5 separate regions of the Homo sapiens genome follow, and regions 2, 3, 4 and 5 are each linked to region 1. Evidence: chromatin contacts called from ENCODE Hi-C or POLR2A ChIA-PET data. All regions are on one chromosome and are shown on one strand. Each heading gives the region's core, a stretch centred on a gene start or an enhancer-like site at or near the end of the contact. The rest is flanking DNA. Distances are from core to core; before and after follow the strand shown. Region 1 holds the start of CHKA (choline kinase alpha). Region 2 overlaps LRP5 (LDL receptor related protein 5). Region 3 overlaps LRP5 (LDL receptor related protein 5). Region 4 holds the start of LRP5 (LDL receptor related protein 5). Region 5 has its middle 14 kb from the start of C11orf24.

Evidence for each region. Hi-C counts contacts between places; a loop is a spot of excess contacts on that map. ChIA-PET counts read pairs that join two places held with the same protein, here RNA polymerase II (POLR2A). Pooled maps may share reads with other maps.
Region 2: a pooled map shows a loop between it and region 1 (13-fold over the local background). The contact joins the enhancer-like site here to the promoter of CHKA in region 1. A Hi-C loop is called at or near these places in 5 of 37 single-sample maps with no recorded cell type and 5 of 50 pooled maps.
Region 3: a pooled map shows a loop between it and region 1 (3-fold over the local background). The contact joins the enhancer-like site here to the promoter of CHKA in region 1. A Hi-C loop is called at or near these places in 2 of 50 pooled maps. POLR2A ChIA-PET finds 5 or more read pairs at or near these places in 4 of 52 experiments (BJ, H1, OCI-LY7 and 1 more).
Region 4: a loop to region 1 is called in a map with no recorded cell type, with 6 times the contacts of the local background. The contact joins the promoter of LRP5 here to the promoter of CHKA in region 1. A Hi-C loop is called at or near these places in 2 of 37 single-sample maps with no recorded cell type and 4 of 50 pooled maps. POLR2A ChIA-PET finds 5 or more read pairs at or near these places in 1 of 52 experiments (OCI-LY7).
Region 5: a loop to region 1 is called in a pooled map, with 4 times the contacts of the local background. The contact joins the enhancer-like site here to the promoter of CHKA in region 1. A Hi-C loop is called at or near these places in 1 of 37 single-sample maps with no recorded cell type and 4 of 50 pooled maps. POLR2A ChIA-PET finds 5 or more read pairs at or near these places in 4 of 52 experiments (Caco-2, K562, OCI-LY7 and 1 more).

Annotation. Positions count from the first base shown.
Region 1 is chr11:68,119,922-68,122,746 of GRCh38, reverse strand. It overlaps CHKA (choline kinase alpha), which reads left to right and starts at 1,359. Exons shown (of 12, transcript NM_001277.3): 1 at 1,359-1,919. The coding sequence starts at 1,570. CHKA-DT (CHKA divergent transcript) reads right to left here and starts at 859. Exons shown (of 4, transcript NR_183630.1): 1 at 544-859. RefSeq lists silencers at 505-604, 955-1,384, 1,955-2,084 and enhancers at 1-620, 621-1,386, 2,235-2,364, 2,505-2,634.
Region 2 is chr11:68,369,455-68,372,279 of GRCh38, reverse strand. All of the region lies in intron 5 of LRP5 (LDL receptor related protein 5), which reads right to left. Among named protein-coding and RNA genes, the nearest start is that of LRP5, 58 kb to the right of the region's middle. RefSeq lists an enhancer at 996-1,045. Within about 2 kb of position 1,364, at least 17 of the 41 ENCODE cell types and tissues checked have a DNase peak (open chromatin) inside an H3K27ac peak, as active enhancers do.
Region 3 is chr11:68,339,816-68,342,640 of GRCh38, reverse strand. All of the region lies in intron 1 of LRP5 (LDL receptor related protein 5), which reads right to left. Among named protein-coding and RNA genes, the nearest start is that of LRP5, 29 kb to the right of the region's middle. Within about 2 kb of position 1,464, at least 15 of the 41 ENCODE cell types and tissues checked have a DNase peak (open chromatin) inside an H3K27ac peak, as active enhancers do.
Region 4 is chr11:68,311,134-68,313,958 of GRCh38, reverse strand. LRP5 (LDL receptor related protein 5) reads right to left here and starts at 1,368. Exons shown (of 23, transcript NM_002335.4): 1 at 1,154-1,368. The coding sequence starts at 1,244. It overlaps LOC124900302 (a long non-coding RNA gene), which reads right to left and starts at 510. Exons shown (of 2, transcript XR_007062749.1): 1 at 1-510. RefSeq lists enhancers at 1-506, 507-1,382 and silencers at 804-873, 884-1,043, 1,234-1,433, 1,454-1,743.
Region 5 is chr11:68,256,196-68,259,020 of GRCh38, reverse strand. No RefSeq gene overlaps it. Among named protein-coding and RNA genes, the nearest start is that of C11orf24, 14 kb to the left of the region's middle. Within about 2 kb of position 1,445, at least 9 of the 41 ENCODE cell types and tissues checked have a DNase peak (open chromatin) inside an H3K27ac peak, as active enhancers do.

The DNA.
Region 1 (2,825 bases), core at 110-2,609:
CTACTAAAAATACAAAAAAAAAAAAAAAAAAAAAAAAAAAATTAGCCAGGCGTCGTGGCGGGCGTCTGTAGTCCTAGCTACTCGGGAGGCTGAGGCAGCAGAATGGCGTGAACCCGGGAGGCGGAGGTTGCAGTGAGCCGAGATCGTGCCACTGCACTCCAGCCTGGGCGACTGAGCAAGACTCCGTCTCAAAAAAAAAACCAAAAAACATTTTTGCTTCTGGAAGACTGTGAACTCCCCACATAGAAGCATTTCCTGTGTATCAGGCACTGGATTTCCTAAGCCCCTGGCAGCCCAGGAAACCTCCTGTTTCAGCTCATGTCCCATAAAATGGGATCCATAATTTTTATATGTATCAGCACCTCACTTCTAGGAAGGACGGGAGCAGTGAGGGACATGGGGCAGTGTGTGGCAAACGGTAGCAGGGGCCCTTGCCCCTCTACCCCGGCAAAGGTGCGTTAGTCACGGTCACAAGGCTGTTTCCTGCGGGGGATGGGGAGGCAGGGGCAGCGTCCACAACGCCAGTAGCCCCGTGGCACGCACCTTTGGCCTGTGCTCTGGGCAGTTGCGGCGGCCCCATGGCGGGGATGATGCCCCTCCCTCGACGGTCCCTGGGCCTCCAGCCCTGAACTTCTAGGCCCGAGCATCCTCAGTACCACGGACAGGGAAACTGAGGCTGCGGGAGGCGTGCAGAGGGCTGGGCCCCGGTAGCCGGCGTGCAGCCGGGCCCAGCCTGGCCCACCGTGTGGCCTCGAGCCCGTCACCTCTTCCCTCCTTCAGACCTCGGTTTCTTAGTAATTCTTCGGGCTCCGCGTTGGACAGGGCGAGACGCGCCTGTGGCAGCGCTGGGAAATGTTACAAAATCACACCCACTGAGCCCCAGGAGGAGGCTGCTCGCCCAAGGTCACGCGGAGAGGGCAGTAGCCTCCAGACACGTTTCCTGCCTGCCCCTGCCAGGCCCGGCCTCTGATGTCACGGGGCTTCCGAGGGGTCCAAGGAAACTTTCAGCTCCCAAAGCCAACCCCGGGGTCCTCCGAGGCTCAGGAGCCTCCCTCGCTCGGCCCAGTCCGGCTCCGTCCCACCGCGGAGGCGCTCTCCCGGCGCCCCCCGCGCCTCGCTCCCCTCTCCCCCTTCCCTGCGACCGCCGGGGCGCCCCCTCGACGCCCCGCCCCCTTCGCCCAGGCCCCGCTCACGGAGGCCGCAGCGCTCTGGGTTGGGGGCGGCGCCGCAGCCAATGGGGAGGCGGTGTGGCGAGGGCGGCGGCGGTTATGATGCGCCGGGCCGGCGGACGGCGGCCAATCAGTGGCGAGCGCGAGGGCGGGCTGTGACGCGGCCGGCGCTCCTCGTGCGGCGGCGGCAGAGGAGCGAGTGCAGCGGCCAGCAGCACATCCCCGCTCCACAGTCGCCGCAGTCGCCGCAGCCGCCGCCGCCGCCCCGCGCGCCCAACCGCCGCGGCCCCCTGCCCCGCCGGCCTGCCAGTGAGAGAGCGGCGAGGGGGCGCCCGGCCGGACTCTGAGCCTAGTCCTCTCGCGCTGCGGCCGCCCGCGCCTCCTCGGCCGCCTGTCGGGCATGAAAACCAAATTCTGCACCGGGGGCGAGGCGGAGCCCTCGCCGCTCGGGCTGCTGCTGAGCTGCGGTAGCGGCAGCGCGGCCCCGGCGCCCGGCGTGGGGCAGCAGCGCGACGCCGCCAGCGACCTCGAGTCCAAGCAGCTGGGCGGCCAACAGCCGCCGCTCGCGCTGCCCCCTCCGCCGCCGCTGCCGCTGCCGCTGCCGCTGCCCCAGCCCCCGCCGCCGCAGCCGCCCGCAGACGAGCAGCCGGAGCCCCGGACGCGGCGCAGGGCCTATCTGTGGTGCAAGGAGTTCCTGCCCGGCGCCTGGCGGGGCCTCCGCGAGGACGAGTTCCACATCAGTGTCATCAGGTCGGTGGCGCCGGGTCTGGGGGCCGCGGGACAGTCAGGTGACGCGGGGCGGGGCCGGGGCGGGGTCCGGGCAGGGGGCGTGGGCCGGGGGGGTCGGGGGCCGGGGGAGCCGGGGCCGGGGCGGAGGCCGGGGACCGGGGACCGCAGCCGGCGAAAGCCCTCCTTCTCCCAGCCCTGGGTAATCCAAGGGAAGCGGGTTCGCGGCCGCCGCAGGCCGTCCACAAACAGGCTTTTGTAAAAACGTCGGTTTCATGAGAAAACGGGTCTGTTCTAGGAGAACAATACCGTTCCATCACGAAGTGCGTGTGGTACTGACGCTTAAGATAGGTCTAGAAAGTCTCTGCGGTTTAGGGCCTTGAATGAAGGTGTTGTGGCTGGCTTTAAAAACACAAACCACTTTTTAACTTTTTTCTGTTAGTTTTTCGAGTTCGCGATTTGATGTCTTGTTCCCTCTCCAAGAGTCATTGTTAGTGGAGGAGTAGCATTTTCTCATCCCCTAAGAGACATCACTATAGCTGTGTTACTAGACAAAGGTGGGAGGCGTGGCTCCTAAAATAAGAGTAAGGTAGAAATGTTTTTTCCTTTTTTTTTTTTTTTTGAGACGGAGTTTCGCTCTTGGTCCCCAGGCTGGAGTGCAGTGGCGCGACCTCGGCTCACTGCAACCACGGCCTCCCGTGTTCAAGCGATTCTCCTTGCCTCAGCCTCCCGAGTAGCTGGGATTACAGACACACGCCACCACGCCCGGCTAATTTTGTATTTTTAGTAGAGACAAGGTTTCTCCATGTTCGTTAGGCTGATCTTGAACTCCCGACCTCAGGTGATCCACCCGCTTCGACCTCCCAAAATGTTGGGATTACAGGCATGAGCCACCGCGCTCGGCCATTTTTTCCTTTTTTTAAACTTGAA
Region 2 (2,825 bases), core at 115-2,614, 250 kb before region 1:
CACTGCATTTCCTCATCACCACGGTCCCGGGTCTGCCTGACACTGCACCTCCTCACCGCCACGGTCCCGGGTCTGCCTGACACTGCACTTTCTCAACACCACTCCTTGGCCGGCTCCCAACTACAAACCAAGCCATGTCTTCCATCCTGAATCCTCTTGGCCTAAACATCACTCACAATGCCTCCCTCGGGAACAGGCACAAGTCCCACCAGCACAGCCTCCTTCGTTACCTGCGTTTCCGCTAGCCCAGGGCCAGCTCCAGAGCCCTCACCACAGAGCCTCTATCCTTCACCCCCGGACACTGGACCTCACCAACCCATAGCCTGGAGGAGATCCCTGTGTGACCCCAGGGCCTCCTCTGCCCGACTCTGAATTTCACTGCCCAACGTGACACCTCGGAAGGCTCTCTGGGCACTGGCAGCCCTCCATGGGCACCGCTCCTTCTGGCCAGCTCTGACATCCCGGCTGGTGAGGTGCCCTGCACGAGGCCTCTGCCCACTGGGACCTCACAGCCGTGCTGTCAGCTGCAACAAGCGACAGAATTTCACGTTTTCTTCACGTTGCCCCTGGGTGAGCAGCTCCAGGTAGTTTTCAGTCGAGGCGAGGCGTCCCGTCAGCAGCCAGGCGGCACAGCTAATTCATGCCCGCCGGGCGCACGGCCGCAATACCAATGGGCACCTGCAGCCTGGAAAGCCACAGAGGAACCGAGAACAGCGACTGTGCTCAGGTGACAGGACTGTGGTCTTTTAACAAAACATTTTCCTTTAACGTGATATTTTACGGCAAGGAATGAAACCTGGAGGGCAGGACATTTGGATACTAAAGCCCCAGGCTGCCGCGTGGTCTGCTTTGTGAAGTCTGAAGCCCGCGCCCCATTCTGGCCCCGCTCACAGGTCCGGCTCTGACTCACCAGCTTCAATGCTAGGCCGTGCCTGTCCTCCAACCAGAACATGACTTCCTTAAGGACAAAGCCGTTTCTCGCCCATCCCCATCTCCCTCTGGATTAAGAAATATGGGAAGATCTTCTAGAACCACCTCAAATTTGCAGAGAGCCATCCTGGTGACAAACCCTTGAAATGCTTCTAAGAAGAGTTTAGGTTTCTTCTCAACTCTAAAACCTCTAGAAAACTCTATTTCCACACCAGCTGCCCCTGGAACACTTCAGCTTCAAAAGGGCCCAGGGCAGGGAGACGGAGGAGCCAGCATCCACACCGAGCACCAGCCTGTTAATTAACGGGAAGCGGGTGGGGCCCATCTCCAGGCAGCTCTGAGGTCAGACTGGGGAACCATGCTTACAAAAAAAAGTGAACTGAAACGCTCACGTCCTCATGCAAAACCAGACTCCCAGTTGCATCTTTCTGTCTCATTGAGGAGCTTTTTCCTCCCTTTGACAGAACACCCTACACACGGCATCTGGAACCAAAGCAGAAAGATTCAGGCTCAGAGTAAAACAGTCCCCACACTGGCTGCATGTGGACGTTCCCGGCCCAGAGTCTCGCCCAAGCAGGGCCTATAAATGACACAAAATGTTTTTCTCCTGCGTGCCAGTCATGCTCCAACTGAGTTATGTGTAAAAGTGCCTCTCACGGCTGAGGGCAAAAACAGTTCCCACAAGACTAGAGAAAGGTGACCCCTGACGGCTGAGTCTCTAGGGAGCGTGGAGCTGCGTGCTCAGCCCTGCGGCCCTGACGGCTCTGGAATGGAAAAGCTATCCAACTGGAAGGGCAGGGCTCGCTGCTAGTCCAGCGGTCCAACCCCACAGGTGTCTGTGGTGTCAGCTCCATGCCACAGAGCCCAGGGCTGGGGCCAGAGCCACCAGGCCCCCTGCCAGCCTGCAGGGGCCTCCTCCTCTGGGTAGCCTAACCACCCCCTGTGAGCGCAGGCAGCCTCCTCTAATCACCACAGGGCCTGTCCCCCCCTCTCCCCCGCTTGCAGGAAAATGAGCCCTGAGGACTCCCCAGGGCTGCTCTGGGCCTGGACATGGAGACTGGGAATTACATTTGCAGAAGGAGCGCAATGCCCTTGAAGGGCTCAGCCACGAGCAGCCAGTCCCCAGGGCTCAGAAGGCCCAGCTGTTAGAACCCTGGGAGCCAGCAAAGAGCCAGGGGCTCCACCTAAGTCTATAGCCCCTGCCTCTTCTGGTTGGGAAAGAAATCAACGCCCCTTTACTGGCTCCCACTGACAGCCCACTCCCCCAGGTATGGGAGGATTCTGGGACGATGCAGGCAAACCTGGACCCTGAGTGAACCTGCCCCAGCTCTCACGGGCCTGGCACCAGCCACAGCACCTAAGGCGCCGGTCATGGTGACAACATGAAGGTGATAAGGGCATGGACAGTGGACATGGCAGCTGGACACTGGGCACCCACTGGATGCCAGGCACCCAGCACGGCTCCGTCACCCCTGGATGAGCAGTGGCCCTTTGCAAGCCAGGGTAGCCTGGGCAAGTTATTTGGGGGTCTCCAAGCTTGTCCAGCTGTGCGACTTCACTGAGCCATGAGTCTGGGATTTTATCAGGGCCCACACCCGTTCCTGGAACTCTGATACGTGAGGGAGCCACACAGGGACCCTTAACAAAAGCTCCCAGGGCAACATGTTCTCTTGCCTCAGTCTCCCAAATAGCTGGGATTACAGGCGCACGACTACCGCCCGGCTAATTTTTGTATTTTTAGTAGAGACAGGGTTTCACCATGTTGGCCAGGCTGGTCTTGAACCCCTGACCTCAAATGATCCTTCCACTGTTAGGGCAAGGCACCTGACAGGCACGACTGCACGATCTGCTTGTTGGGGGCTGTGTCCATTCCCCACTCCTTCGACAAATGTCCA
Region 3 (2,825 bases), core at 215-2,714, 220 kb before region 1:
TCCGGCTTCTAAGGCACTTAGAAGCAACCACACACTCAATTCCTAAGTTTAAGAGGAAGCCACATCACTCTCCCACCACCTGGGGAGCTGGCTTTCCTTTGGAAGGAACTGGCAGTGGCCCCAGGGTCCACAGCAAATGGGAGAGCTCTGTGTGGGTGGCCCCTGCCCTTCCCCAGCAGGCAAAGATGGCACCTCCTCTTCTGCTCCCCCTCCTCCCTACCAGGGCCTGTGGAACTCTGGGTGATGGGGGATCCTGTCACTGGAGGGCCTCGCACCAAGGCCCTACAGCCCCCTCTTCTCCAAAGGGGAAAGGAGCCCTGACAAAGAAAACCCAGCCTTTGGTGGGGAGAGGGGAGAACGTGGCAGGAGCAGAACCCGACGGGAGGGAGAGAGAACAGCAGAGTAGCAGAGTAGAAGGGAAGGGCCGGCTCCGTAGCTCACACCTATAATCCCAGCACTTTCCGAGGAGAGAGGATCATCTCAGGCCAGGAGTTCAAGACCAGCCTGGGCAACACAGCAAGACCGCATCTCTACAAAAACTTCTTTTAAAGCTTAAAAAAAAAAAAAAAAGCAAAGAGGACAGTTCAGGAGAAAAGCCTGTAGAGGCAGCACACTAAGGAGGAGACGCAGCCCAGGCACCAGGAGGGGCTGGCCATGGGCACTCACTCCTCCAGCAGGCGAGTGCCCAGCACCAGCTGGCCCACCCAGACACCCAGGACACGGCCTGAATGGCTCCGTATTCACGTGGGTGGTAATAAACAAGCAATACACATAGCCAATAAGGACACCTTAGTAATGTTACATCATAAACGCTGCAGATCAGGGAAATGGTGCAGGGTGAAGTGGGTCGGGGGGCTGCATGCTACATGAGAAGTGGGTCGGGGGGCTGCATGCTACCTGAGACAGAGCAGGCCTTGCTGGGAAAGAAGGAGCCGGCAGGCCTGGGCAAAGGTCCTGGGGTGGGAGCACACTGGAGCAGAGTGTGGGGGTAGCATGGCGGGTGCTGGTCCTCTGGGCGCCTTCCCACCACGTCATGTGCCCATGTGCCCAAGGTCTCTCGTTTCACAGCCCCCTGAAGCTCAGGGGTCACAGCTACACAGCCCCCAGATACCTTGGCCTGCCCCAGGTCATTCCATCCAGTGATGGACCTGCTGACCTCTAGCCTGACCTCTGGGCAGCGTAATTTGAGAAGGAGGAGAAGGGAGGGCAACAGACCTGGGGCGATGAGGGATGCACAGGGTGGCAGACACCTGAGGCTGCACCTTGGAGCCTCAGTTCTGGGTGTGGGTGGGGGATGGACAGGCTGAGGGCTGAAGCAGCTGGGCCCGGCCACCATCACACCCCAGGACCCACCAGATCACCATGAAAAACCGAATGTCAACTGGCAGCCCAGAGTGCAGAACAAACCTTTCAGAAACACGGTGGTGACTGCCGCATCATGAACATAAAATAATTACGCCCTCTCCCCAGGGATCACCCCTGCAGGAGTCTGTCCCAAGAAACACCAGAAAGAAGGAAAACGTCTGAGTCACAATATTTGCTGAGGCCTTATTTGTAATAGCAAAAAAAAAAAAAAAAAAAGAACAATCTCCAGCGGCAGGGGTAACTAGACTATTGTCTCCGTGGAAAGGTAGCACCAATTAACTAGTAACAAAATGACTGCGGTAACAACAAAACGTTCGACATGTCAACACCAAAAACCACACACCCAGCATAACCGTGAACCATGATTTCTACTAGAATGAATGGCAGTTATGAGAAAGCACCAGCGGAGACAAAGATTGAAAAAGTAAAGGTGGCCTCATTAGGGAGACAAGTCTCTGGGTAATATATTGTAATACTGGTAAATATATAGTTTTTAATATATTTTTTAATTCCAAATTCCATATATGTTCCTATGAAGCTATTTCTGCAAATATTTTTTTCAGGACCGTACATCACAAAGGCAAAAGGGCCAGGTCAGCTCTCCAGCTGAGAGTGACCACTTCAGAGCAGACGGCAGACTCCAGGGTTAGCAAGCCTGGCTGAGACCTGGCCCATGACAATCACTCAACCCCTCTGACCTCAACATCCTGTCTGTGAAATGGGGATAATTACTGCACCTCCACATCACAGAGTGCGAGGCTTAAACAGGATGCTTCATAGAAAAGCGCTCAAGAGGTAACAGCCGGGAGGGGGTAGTGGTTTTCATTAATTAAATGTTGCCTTCATCCAGCCCTGGGCCAGCTCCAACACAAAGCACACACCATCCACTCAGACTCAGTTGCCTGGATTCAAAGCCTGGCCTGGCCTCCAGCTGTGAGATTCCGGGCAGGATTTCCCATCTCCCAGAGCCTCAGTTTCCTCATTCATGAAACAGGAAGTGATCATTCCTTTTATTTTTATTTTTATTTTTATTTTGAGACGGAGTTTCACTCTAGTTGCCCAGGCTGGAGTATGATGGCGCAATCTCAGCTCACTGCAACCTCGGCCTCCCAGTTTCAAGCGATTCTCCCACCTCAGTCTCCTGAGTAGCTGGGATTACAGGCACACGCCACCACGCCCAGCTAATTTTGTATTTTTAGTAGAGACGGGGTTTTGCCATGTTGGTCAGGCTGGTCTCGAACTCCTGACCTCAGGTGATCCGCCCGCCTTGGCATCCCAAAGTGCTGGGATTACAGGTGTGAGCCACCAAGCCCAGTTGACAACTGCTTTTAAAGACACCTCTGGCTGCTGTGGAAAACAGCCTGGTAGTGCCTCAAAAAGTTACACATAGAATGATCCTATGACCAGTAATTCCACTCCTACATATATACCCAAAAGAACTGAACCCCTCTACTCATGTA
Region 4 (2,825 bases), core at 119-2,618, 190 kb before region 1:
ACTCCAAGCTCCTCCTGTTCCCCGCTGTCCCCCACACCTCCAAGCAGAGGCTGCAGCCTGGGGGATCTGACTACAGGGCCACCCCGCTGCACCATTCACACTGGAAATATTCAGGGAGACAGCTGTTTGCCTTAAGGAGGCCCAGACAAAGGGGCCCGAGGTCCTCCCCGCTAAACTGCCACAAACAGAACAGGAGCCGCGGCGTGCACAGGCACTTGCGGCCGTGCCACTTGGCCAGCCATACTCCAGAAAAACAAAACACGCACATCCGAAGAGAATGATTTAGGTAGCAAGAGGCTTGCTTGAAAAACCACATGGCAATCTCCAAATTAAAAGAACATGTGTAGCGTTTCACGACTGCTTAAGTTTCCTGAGTCCTCCTGACCTCAACTCCACCCCCTGGGAAACACCAAAAGTTGGAGAGAAAGTTCCCCCGCCCTACCTCTCCCCACGGGAGTGTACAACTGAGGCACAAGCCTGCCTCCCCCACTGCCCCGCGATCTGGGACCACGTCACCTCCGCGTAGCCGACCCGGGGATGGACACTATCTGGGGACCCGGCGGCCACACGGGGCATTCGGGTCGCCCGGGCACCTGGCAGGTGTCAGTCCGCTTGGAAACCCACAGCCACGCGGCTCACAGGAGCAGCGCCACCGGCCAGGCCGCCCCGCGCCCGGGCTCAGAACTTTCTCGCTGCAACTTCAGCCCGTCCTCGGAGCACGCGGGGCGGCCGCGCGGCCGCTGGAAACAGGCTTGCGAACCGGCTCCCCGGGCCAGGCCCGCCTCCGCGCCCCAAGTCCCCGCTCGGTGCCCGGCCCGGGCCACACGGGCCCAGCGCGGGCTCGGCTCGGCTCCCGGCTTCCCGCGGGCTCGGGCAGGTGAGGACCCGCCCGCGCCGCACCTGGCGGAGCGGGCGCCCTCCTCGCCAGCCCGGGACGCAGCGTCCCCGGGGAGGGCCCGGGTGGGGAGACAAAGGGCCCGCGCGTGGCGGGGACGCCGGGGACGGCAGGGGGATCCCGGGCGCGCGCCCCAACTCGCTCCCAACTCGCCAAGTCGCTTCCGAGACGGCGGCGGCGCCCGCGCACTTGGCCGCGGGGCCGCCCGGGCCATTGTCCGAGCAACCCGCGGCCCCCGGCCGGCCTGCGCCCACCTACCCGCGGCGGGGGCCGGGCAGCCGCACAGCGCCAGCAGCAGCAGCAGCAGCAGCAGCAGCGGCCACGGCGGCCCGGGCGGCGCTGCCTCCATGTTGTCCGGCGGCCGGACGGGCCCGCGCCGCGCTCACTCGGGCTCCATGGCGCGGCGGCGGCGGCTCCTCGCGCGGCTCCCGGCGCCTCCGCCTCCCCCCTCGGGCGCCGCGGACCAGGACGACGGGGAGGAGGGAGCTGGGCGCGCGGGAGCGGAAGCCGCGCCGCGTCTCCGCCCCCCGCCGCCGCCACCCGCGCCCCCCGCACCGGCCGCGCCCTCCCGCGGGCGCCCCCCGGAGCCGGCCGGCGGCCAGGCGGCCCCAGCGGCGCAGGTCCCCGCGGCCCCTCCCCGCGCTCCCCGCCCTGCCCTGGAGGTGCCTCCGGGAGGCTTGGCGCGGGGTTTCCGCCCCGCGGGGCCCGGCGGCCGATCGGGGCCCGGAGCCAGGTGTGTCACCTGTGGAGCCTCTATGAGTGGGGAAACTGAGGCACGGAGCAGGGCGGGGTTGCCCAAGGGCACACAGCGAGGCAGTTTCAGGGCGGGCAGCCTGGGGCCCCACGGGGCGGCCCCGGACACTTGTTCTCACCTGTGGAGGGCAGAGAAGGGAACAGGGAGAGAAGTGGCCGGCTGGGAGTGGAGGTGGGTTTGAGGTTTTACTGTAAACTAAATGTGTACCCTCTACCTTAGTTATGAATTATGAGACACGAAGACTGCGAAACAGACACACTCCTCTAAAAGTGCCTCTAGGCTGACAGGGAGAAAGTCCCGCCAGGCTCCCAGACGCCACCTTTGAGTCCTTCAACAAGCCCGCCAGGGCCTCTTGCCCACCGGTGTCAGCTCAGCCACTGAACCCTCCAGGAAGAAGACGTGCTGGTAGGAGAAGAATCTCACCCAGGCACAGCCTGGAAGGGGCACAGAAGGGGCTCTGGAACCAGCAAGCCCAAGTTGGAACTCCCAGTCTGCTACTTTCTAGAACGACTGTGCCCTTGGCGGGTCTAAGTAGAACCTCTCCGCGCACTCTTTCCTCCTTTGTAAAGTGGGGACAGCAATGGCCACCTTGCAGGTTCAGAGAGGGCTTGCAGTACCTCACAGAACTGAGTGCCCGTGAACGTGTGTGTTCCTCCAGATTTGTGACAGCTTTGCCAGGCTGGAGTCAGGCTGAACGCCTCTGCCCTCATGGGGTTTATATTCTAGGAAGACCAACAAAAACAAGAAGACGGAAAATTAAAACAACAAAAGCCCCATTGACAGGCCATGAAGAATGCCATGAGAAATGAAGGGCGTTGTGCTGCAGTGTTTGGGGAAACTGGCTTAGGGAAGGAAGGACACTTGAGCTGCTACCAAGGAGCAGCCGTCCGGTGGGAGGGCAGTTCAGGAAGAGCAGACATCCACGGAGGAGGCGCTGGGGCAGAGGGCAGCCTGGTCGCTGGATTCGGGGGAGGAACCACATCAGGCCATGAGCTGGAGCTGGTGGTAGAAGGTACAGGAGAGGCCAGCCAGGGCCAGCACATGTCAGACCTCAGGCGGGGAAGAGGAATCGAGAATGCACCCCACGAGCAATGGGAAGCCAGGCTAGGATTTAAGCAGCAAAAATATTTTCCCTTCTTCCACCCTGCATCCAGCTCTACCAGCACAGCCTGGGGT
Region 5 (2,825 bases), core at 196-2,695, 140 kb before region 1:
TCAAACTCCTGATCTCAAGTGAACCACCCTCCTCGGCCTCCACTGGGATTCCAGGCATGAGCCATCGCACCCAGTCTCCGAATTCTTTTATCCTCTGAGAGCATTGGTCACACTCTCCCCCTCCATCCTTGGGGGTCCTATTCCAAACCCCCTGCCATTGTTCTCTCTTGGATGGCGTTCCTCCTGGACCACAGGTGCCTCAAACTCAGCATCCAAGGCCAACCTCAGCATCGGCCCCCAGGAGTGTGTTTGGCCCCAGGGGTCCTCCCTGTACCTAATGGCATCCCCACGTGGGCTAACAGATTTAGAAACCTGTGCTTCCCCCTGAGTCCAACTGGCCATCCTAAAGGTTTCAGTACTCCGGCCGCTTCCCCTGTCCTGACCCCAGCTGCTGCCCGGCCTTGGGCCCACCACCAACTGCCTGCCCACTCTGCTCCCAGACAGCCTGGCTCATCCGTTCTCCACCCTGCGGCAAGGGACCCGTCAAAACACAAATCTAACCACACCCGTCCCTGCCGAAAGCCCCAAGCTCCTCTGCCCAGCACTACAGGCCCAATGCAGCCCCCTGTGGTGAGTCCCAGCCAAACAGAGCTCAAGGCGCCCCCGTCGCAGACCTGTCCAAATCCAGGGGCTCCGGGCTTTCTTCTCCCTGCCTTGGAGGACACGAGACTGCAAGATAAGCCAGGTGCCATCCTGGCCTACACAAAGTCCCATTCAACTCACTTTATCAGGTGCCTAGTGAGCACCTACTGTTTGCCAGCCCAATGGGGATTCAGAGATGACGTGGCCCAGGAGCCCCCGGTGCGGTGGGTGAGACCTGCCTTGTGAGGAACACAATGAAGGTGAGGGGTGGGCTCAGAGAAGGTGCCTCCTCCACCCTGGGGAGCTCAGAGAGCTCAGAGCCCCCCTCAGGCTTTCTGTTCCTGCGGCAGGGGCAGTGGCTCATCCGGGGCCTAGCACAGCACTGACACACAGGAGGTACAAAGTCCCTAACTGATGGGTGAGAGTCCACACAGAAGGTGCCAGAAGGCCAAACAGAAGTGAGAGTCCAATTCGGGGCTTGGCCCCAAAAGGAGCTCTCGTCCCTTCACAGTGAGGAAACCAAGGCACAGAAAGGCCAGGTTGCTTGGCCGAGGTCATCCACCAAGCAAATGGCAGCACAGCATTCACACTGGATCTGTCTGCAAATGTTGGGCGTGGCTCAGGAGCACACGATGGCCACAGGGAGCAGAGGCTCCTCCAAAGCCGTGAGAGCTGAGCATTCACACCGGATCTGTCTGCAAATGTTGGGCGTGGCTGAGCACACCACGGCCGTAGGGAGCAGAGGCTCCTCCAAAGCCTTGAGAGCCCCGGCAGGGCATGGCCTCGAGCTCGACAGGGCATGGCCTCGAGCCAGCCAGTTTCTCTAGGAGCAGGGCCGCATCTCTTGGTAGAGGAAGTCCAAGGGCTCCCCCTGGCGGGCAAGGCTCCCTCCTAGCCTTCTTGTTTTTTGTTTTTTTGAGACAGAGTTTCATTCTTGTTGCCCAGGCTGGAGTGCATCTTGGCTCACTGCAGCCTCTGCCTCCCGGGTTTAAGCGATTCTCAGCCTCCTGAGTAGCTGGCATTATAGGCGCCTGCCACTACGCCCAGCTAAGTTTTTGTATTTTACTAGAGACGGGGTTTCACCATGTTGGCCGGACCGGTCTGGAACTCCTGACCTCAAGGTGATCCTCCTGCCTCGGCCTCCCAAAGTGCTGGGATTACAGGTGTGAGCCACCACGTCCTGCCCCTCCCAGCCTATTTCACCAGCCCTGGTGCTGGCCTTGGCTAGAGACACCATCCCACCCTCCGGCCCCCTGCGCCTACCATTCCATGTTTGCAGGTGGAAACCCCTTAGCCCGCTCCCCTGACAGCAGGGAGTCTTGCCGTTACCCCACACCAGAGAACTCTGGCCCTCTTCGATTGTTCCAGGCCAGGGGGGCTCGGCTTCCACTATGGGATGGATTGTTCTAGGTGGTATTAGGTCATTTGCGCCTGTAACTGTCTCCCACCAGAAGGAATCCACGAGTTCAGGGAGAATGCAATGAACTCACAGGCAGCCCCCCGGGCCTCGGTCCCAAAACCCACCAGCTGGGTCAGTTGGGACAAACCACGACCATACTCAGCCACAATTTCCGTATCTACAGCTTTGCTTCAAGATCCAGCGCAGTGGCTGACACAAGCCGATACTTTTTAGAATATGGACTACGTTCGACTACGTTGAATTCTCTGTGATGGTCTTCCTGCTCCCCGCCCCAGCCCTACTCATCCTCCACACAGCAGCCGGAGGATATTTTAAAAACACAACTCAGCTCCTAATACTCCCCTGCACAGCAATCCCCGATGGCCTCCTGCTGTGAGCAGGAAACAAAATCCAAACATTTGCAGTAAAAACACAGATGAAAAATCAGGGAGATGCGGGATCCAGGCAGAGAGGCCAGCAATGCGGAGCCCCCAGGACAGATCCAAGGCCACAAGTGTGAGGAGAGAAGGGCCCTGGGGAGAGTGAAAGAGACAGGCCGGTCCCAGGGGACAGCGGCGGGGGAGGAGCGGGAGAGCCCAGGAATGCACAGGGAGTCACGTTATCCAGTTCAGAGTTTAAAAGATGACTCTGTTGCTTGAGGCTGAAGTCATAGGCTGTCTGAGGTGTGCTTTAAAATGCTTCCACATCAGGAGAAGGGGGCAAGAGAATCGTGCCACAAGACACATGTGGCTGCCATCCATCCAGCATGGCTGATGGCTTCATGGAAGTGGGGGGTCTGTTTCCCACTCTCTCCATGTTTGTGTGTGTTTAGAAATTTCCATCA